Linked DNA regions of Mus musculus: region 1 is linked to region 2. A link is a loop called in an ENCODE intact Hi-C map of the cell type or tissue named here. Cell type or tissue: left cerebral cortex. All regions are shown on one strand. Links, peaks and the distances in the headings refer to the core of each region. The heading gives the core; the rest is flanking DNA.

Region 1 (2,923 bases), core at 228-2,727, 120 kb before region 2:
TTCTTTTTCTGAGATTTCCCCCCCCACCCCCCCCAATTTGGTGACTCTTTGGGTAGGTTGAATTTCTCAATTATGCTTCTAATCTAATCTGGTCCTACTAATTAAGGTATTTTTTTACTGAAGGAAGCTGACACTGTCCCCAACTCCGCCACACACTTTCTCATGCTATTTTTGTTTTGAAGATTTTTGTTCTACACGTGTAGTGTGGATGTGCTCACTTATAATCTCCTGATTATGGCTAAGGCTTCAGACAGAGCTGAGCTCACTTCTCAAGTTATGAGCGCGGCAGTCACCTAATAGTCTGTAATTACAGACATTTAGGCTTTAAAAATCCCGTGTTTTCCCATTTCCATTTGCAGGAGACAGATTTAAAGAGATTTACATGCAGAGACCAAAAAAAAAAAAAAATCCATTGTATTGTAAAGTCAAATGCTGCGGATAGCTTTCTTGTTTTTCTCTGAGCTCCCTTCAGTCAATCCCCCTCCTTAAAGAGATCCAAGGTGGCTCTCAACCTGTGGGTCGCGACCCCTTTGGGGATTCCCAGGGGGTGGCCTAAGTTAGTCTGCATATCAGATATTTACATTACAATTCATAACAGTAGCAAAATTACAGTTATGAAGTATCAATGAAAATAATTTTATGGTTGGCGGTGACCCAACCATGCTCTGGTGGTTCCTAACTTCTATGGGGGAGAGGGTAAGCCTTGAGTTTTGAGTAGTTAGTAGAGGTCTTCAGCATTAATAACTTTGAAAAGGTTCCACAGGGAAGCAGGACAAGAGAAGATGCAGCAGGAAAGATAGGCTTAGTGCATCAGGTGGGGGATCCGGCACAGACTGAGATCTATTCAGAAATTTGTTTCAAAAGTGCAGAGATATTGGGGCACATGTGAATGTCTTTGTGTGTATATGTCTCATACAACATAGATCACATTTCTATACCCAGAATATCGAGCATAGGAGGAGGATCAGTTTTGGTGAGAAAATATAAATGACCCATCATTTTGGGACAGACATCTAATAAATGACATTGATTTATTCTGGGTGAAAAAGGTAAGTTTCCAAGTGGAGCTAAAAATTTAATGGTTTGAAAATCTAATGGTCACCATTTGCATATATTTAATAAATATAAATAAATACACAATCTAATCAAATTAAACTTCACTGTTCTTTCTTTGTTATGATTACAAATCTATAGTCTTTATGCTTCTAACACAAAACCGGTTTTAACTGAACAAATCTAAAAAAAATATGTCTTTACTGAAGAATTTATCTTCCTGCTTCAGGGCCTGAGTTTTCTGGTTGCCCCCTTTAGCTCTTAATTAAGTTAAAATCAAGGGGGATAGCTACTTCAATGAAATAATTAAGACATAAAGATGAGAAGCTTCACTCCCTTCTGTGTATGTTGATCTGCAAATCCTCGGTACCGTAAATGGTTTTTGGATTTGAAAAGCAGCTCAAAGCCCAGTTACAAATGGAAGGAATGACTCAACCAGATAGAATTTCCTTAATTCTGAATGCCTTGATTTTTTGCTGATGGGGGGAAAATCTTTCCCAAGGGCAGGCAGATGAATCTTTGAGCAAACCTCCACAGGAGGGCGCCATAGTGCGACTCTGCTGCAAGCTGCAGCTGCTGAGGCCCTTCCGGCCTTTATCCCTGTTTTGATGAAGTGTCTCAGATAGAGTGTGTATTCCCTGAACTGGAAAATTCTATGTTGTCAAAACTCAGGATGATAGGTTTCATGTGAGTTTGCTTTTGTCTATCGGTTTAAAACGACTGGAAGTAATTTAATCTTTCTTTGGGAGGCATGTGGTCTTTGTACATTTTATCTTAAAACACAGTAAAATGGGTGAGCTGCATGCTTTAAATGAAGCAAAAGCTAAACAGGTCAAAGCTACAGCATGCTTTAAAATGGCTGGTATATGTTAGAACAAGCTAATTAATCAAACCTGGAGACATCACAAAAGTGCACTTATTACTTATAATTAGGATGTGTTTATACGTTGTTTGCATAGATCACATTATTTTCAAATGATATATATTACTTATAATGGCATGTTTAGCTAACTAGGTGGTAGATAGGTAAATCAATCTTAGCAAATATAGGAACAGAATCAAAATATAAATTGTTGAATGGCTCTCTCTAAGACATAAAGATTCTGGAAACATACACTACAATGTTTGTGGTAGATATTTGGCCCAAATTACAGACTTAAAAAATGAGCCTTTTTATAACTCACATTTTGGTAGTATATTCTCAAACCATCCTCTAAGAGATAAGAAATGTTAATATTTTACTAGATTTAAATCAATATAAAAGTAATTATGATCTTGGCAGTTGCCATGTGTCTTTGTGAGCCTGGCCTTATTCTGAAGACAAACAGAGCCTTGTAAGCTCAAGACAGCCACACTGAATGGACAGCTTCATTAAATCTGAGAAGGACCAGGCCTGGTGGATATCGATATAGATTATATGGTTCCAATAACTGTTTATATAACATACACATTTCCAGTAAGAAAACTATTCATCTCATTATGGATTTTGCTCAAAGAAATGTCATGTGGACTAATCCTAACAATGGAGAGGAAGCGGAGGAGGGGCCTTGGGTATTTTGAGAACCTCTGTGGTAGGATGTAACTGCCTTACAGTCAAATGTTGGTAGCTTTGATAGTCTAGGAATTTGTAGTTGAAACAAAATAACATAAGTGCAGTATAAATGGGACAGCTTTCGGGGTCTGCATTCCTTATTAGAAACTGATGCTGTCAAGATTTCATACAAGCGAGCCTGCAGAAATATCTCAGTGGGGAAAAGCCCTTGCCATGCACAACCCTGAATTCAACCCCAGAACATGCGTTGGATGGAATTGACTCCTGAAAGTTGTCCTCTGACCTAAACACACACACACACACACACACACACACACA
Region 2 (2,923 bases), core at 223-2,722:
ATGTGCCCCAATCACTACACAGTGAACTGGTACCTGAGGAAAATCTCCATGACTAACTGCAAATGTTAAATGTGCCACGACATTATCCTAAAATAAAATGGAAACATGATGCCTACTAATCGAGACCAGGGCTGTAAACTGATTAAAAAAAAACAAACAAACCAAACAAACAAACCAAACTATAGTTTAGATAGAGCTTAAGAAATTCAAATGCAGGAAGTAGAATTATTCACAGAATCTTATATATAATAAATGTATGATGAACACTTACGTTGATGATTGGATTTCAAGGCTGCCTATAAAAAGCCACAGGCTCTCTCCACTTCCACTTCTCAGTAGAAGGCTGTTACTTAAGCAGTGGGAAAGATCACTTACTTGTTTTTAATTGTCCTTAAGAACAAGGGTGATGCAAGGGATGTCTTTATTTTTTCACTTTCCTGTTCCAGCCCTCTCTTTGCCTGTCCTGGATCATTTTCTCTCTATTCCTTTCTTCTTTGCCCATGGGACCCATGACTTCCATTCCTACACATATCTGTGCCATATGGATAAGAGAACAGAGTGCAGGCAGCCATTCCTTTTATCTGTCTCTGTAAACAGTCCCAGAAACACGAGACTCAACTAAAGAAAGTTTATATAACCAGATGCCTCACACAGGGAAATCATGTCAAGACTAGGGGTACCATAGGAGATTTGAGGATATCACCTAAATAGAGTTTAAAGAGAAATTATATGTGTGTGTGTGTGTGTGTGTGTGTGTTTGTGTGTGTGTGTGTGTGTATGTGTGTGTGTGTGTGTGTGTGTGTGTGTGTGTGTATTATAAATAATGATTAGGATTTCTTCATGATTTAAATGAGTTTGCTTCTCCTGCCCCCAACTGAAAGTATATTTGTTAAAGGCAAAGCCAAGAATCTGTAAAAAGCATGAGTCTAAGAGATCAACATCCTCCCATTGGTAAAGTGTGGGAGAAGCTGTGCCAGGACCACACTTCAAACCATGCTTCCACAATCCTGGGATAGGGGTGGGGGTGGGGCCTCTGGCATTGGCTTGCTGCTCAAGAGCCAATCGTTCTGTCTTCCTAATGTGGGAATCCTGAATGGCAACCTCAGGAGGAGTTTCACGATTACAATATTCGTAATAGGAGAAGAGGAAACATCTTTGAGCACAGGTTTCCAAATCCTTTGCAGCAGGCTCCTAGAGATGTAATCACTCAGGGTTGGCTGGAGAATAAATAGAAAGCAGGCAGATGGTCATAGCATGTGTAGGACCACAGACATGAACATTTGCTCCAGACTCGCTCCTACCACTCTGCATCATGGGAGGGATGAGGAAGGTGGCAGAGAAATTCCAATTAAGAGCTCCCAGAGAGAGAGTCCTTTGACTACTTACTTCTTCCATGACTGTGGCCTCATGCATGTTCTGCAAAATAATGTCTCTGCCTCTTTTTTACACAACCGTGAGTTAGCCAGTCAGAGATAAGGGCATGACTATACTGCCTTTATACCATGGTCATCCTATTTGTTCTGCTTCAACAGTCAGATCATTGTGTACTGACTGGGGGAGGTTTCTAGTTGTATTAAAAGGAATCGTGATCCCTTGCCTTAATGAAGACAGAATAGGGGATGGAAAGGTTGTTCAAAAGTTCAAAGCCCATGCTGTTCTTATATAGGACCCATGTTCAGTTCCCAGAACCCACTTGGCAGCTCACAGCTGTCTGTAATTCTAGTTCCAGATGATGCAACACCCTCTTACGGCCTCCTTCGGTACTGCATGCACATGGTGCACAGATACACACGCAGGGAAACATTCATACACAAAGATTTTAAATGAGCACCTTTTTTATGAGAAGGATAATCATGTGGTAAGAAATGGAACAAAAACATTCACTTTTCATTTATATTATGGAAAGTGCAAATGTTAACTCCATTTGATTTTTAAAATTTTTATTAGTTCTTTCAGAATTTTTTTTTTTACAATTTAGGTTGATTATATTGGTCACCAACTCTTTCTTGACTCACACCCTCCTCTCTGCCCACCCCATTTGTATTAATTAATTAATTAATTAATTAGTTAATTAATTAATTAATTGCTATACTGTCCAATTTATGTTCTCTATTTACTTTTAAATGCGTGGTCTTTCACTGACCATGGCTAATTTATTGAGAACTACACTCTTAAAGATAACAGACTCTTCCTCTCCTTGAAGCTGTCTATCCATTGCAAATAGGGATCCCCTTCAGCTAGGGATGGGGCTTTGTGCCCTTCTTTCCTCTGCATATTGGAATTTGATCTAGCTTGAGCCATTACTGATCTTGTATGTACATGTGGAGCTGGCTTTTCATGTTGGGAGGTGTGGGCCTGCCTACTGGAGGCTTTCCATGGAGATCTCTGGCCCTACAGGTGTGAGAGTTCAGGCAAAGGGAAGTGAGTCCTAGCAGTGAGGGGAAGTCGTTTTCATTACTTCCACCTCTGCCTCCACCATGCTGCCTCCGCTACTCCACGCTGCCCTGAGTTGAGTCCAGTCGGGTTGGGCCTACGAGAGGCTGACTAGCCAGTGAGGAGTGTAGTGGACCTTCAGGTGGCATTTTGGGAGAGCAGACCTCTTCCCAAGTGTTACATCTCTTATGCCAGAAACTCTCAGACAACAGAGTAGTTTTTGCACACCTTTAATCTGGGTATGATTCTTATATACAGTGTGGGAGGGCTTGGTGCTGTTCCTATGTGACTGATAGCCACACACCTCTCTGCGGGGGGTGGGGGGGATGGGGCTGTGGGAGGCTATAGCTGTGTCAGGAGCCAGTGGCCCAAGGGGCATGGCCAAACACCTGTAGTCCCTTGTAGGCGGAAGCCACCTAATCGGGTCACCGGAGTTCGAAGCCTGTGCTCTACCGGGGACCAGGCTGTCTGTGCACAGCTAAGCATCCCA

What was found. Hi-C counts contacts between places; a loop is a spot of excess contacts. Peaks named below come from ENCODE experiments on the same cell type or tissue, not always from the same donor. Only the 100,000 strongest peaks of a DNase experiment are listed, where the experiment ranks them.
Region 1: a loop joins it to region 2, with 1.9 times the contacts of the local background. A loop is called at or near these places in 2 of 42 quality-filtered maps.

The regions. Positions count from the first base shown.
Region 1 is chr10:68,463,533-68,466,455 of GRCm38, forward strand. All of the region lies in intron 5 of Cabcoco1 (ciliary associated calcium binding coiled-coil 1), which reads right to left. Among named protein-coding and RNA genes, the nearest start is that of Gm32872, 64 kb to the right of the region's middle. In left cerebral cortex, for the core only: a CTCF peak has its summit at 1,588 (motif pointing right); a DNase peak (open chromatin) is centred at 1,592.
Region 2 is chr10:68,583,223-68,586,145 of GRCm38, forward strand. No RefSeq gene overlaps it. Among named protein-coding and RNA genes, the nearest start is that of Cabcoco1, 43 kb to the left of the region's middle. In left cerebral cortex, for the core only: a CTCF peak has its summit at 1,740; a DNase peak (open chromatin) is centred at 1,241.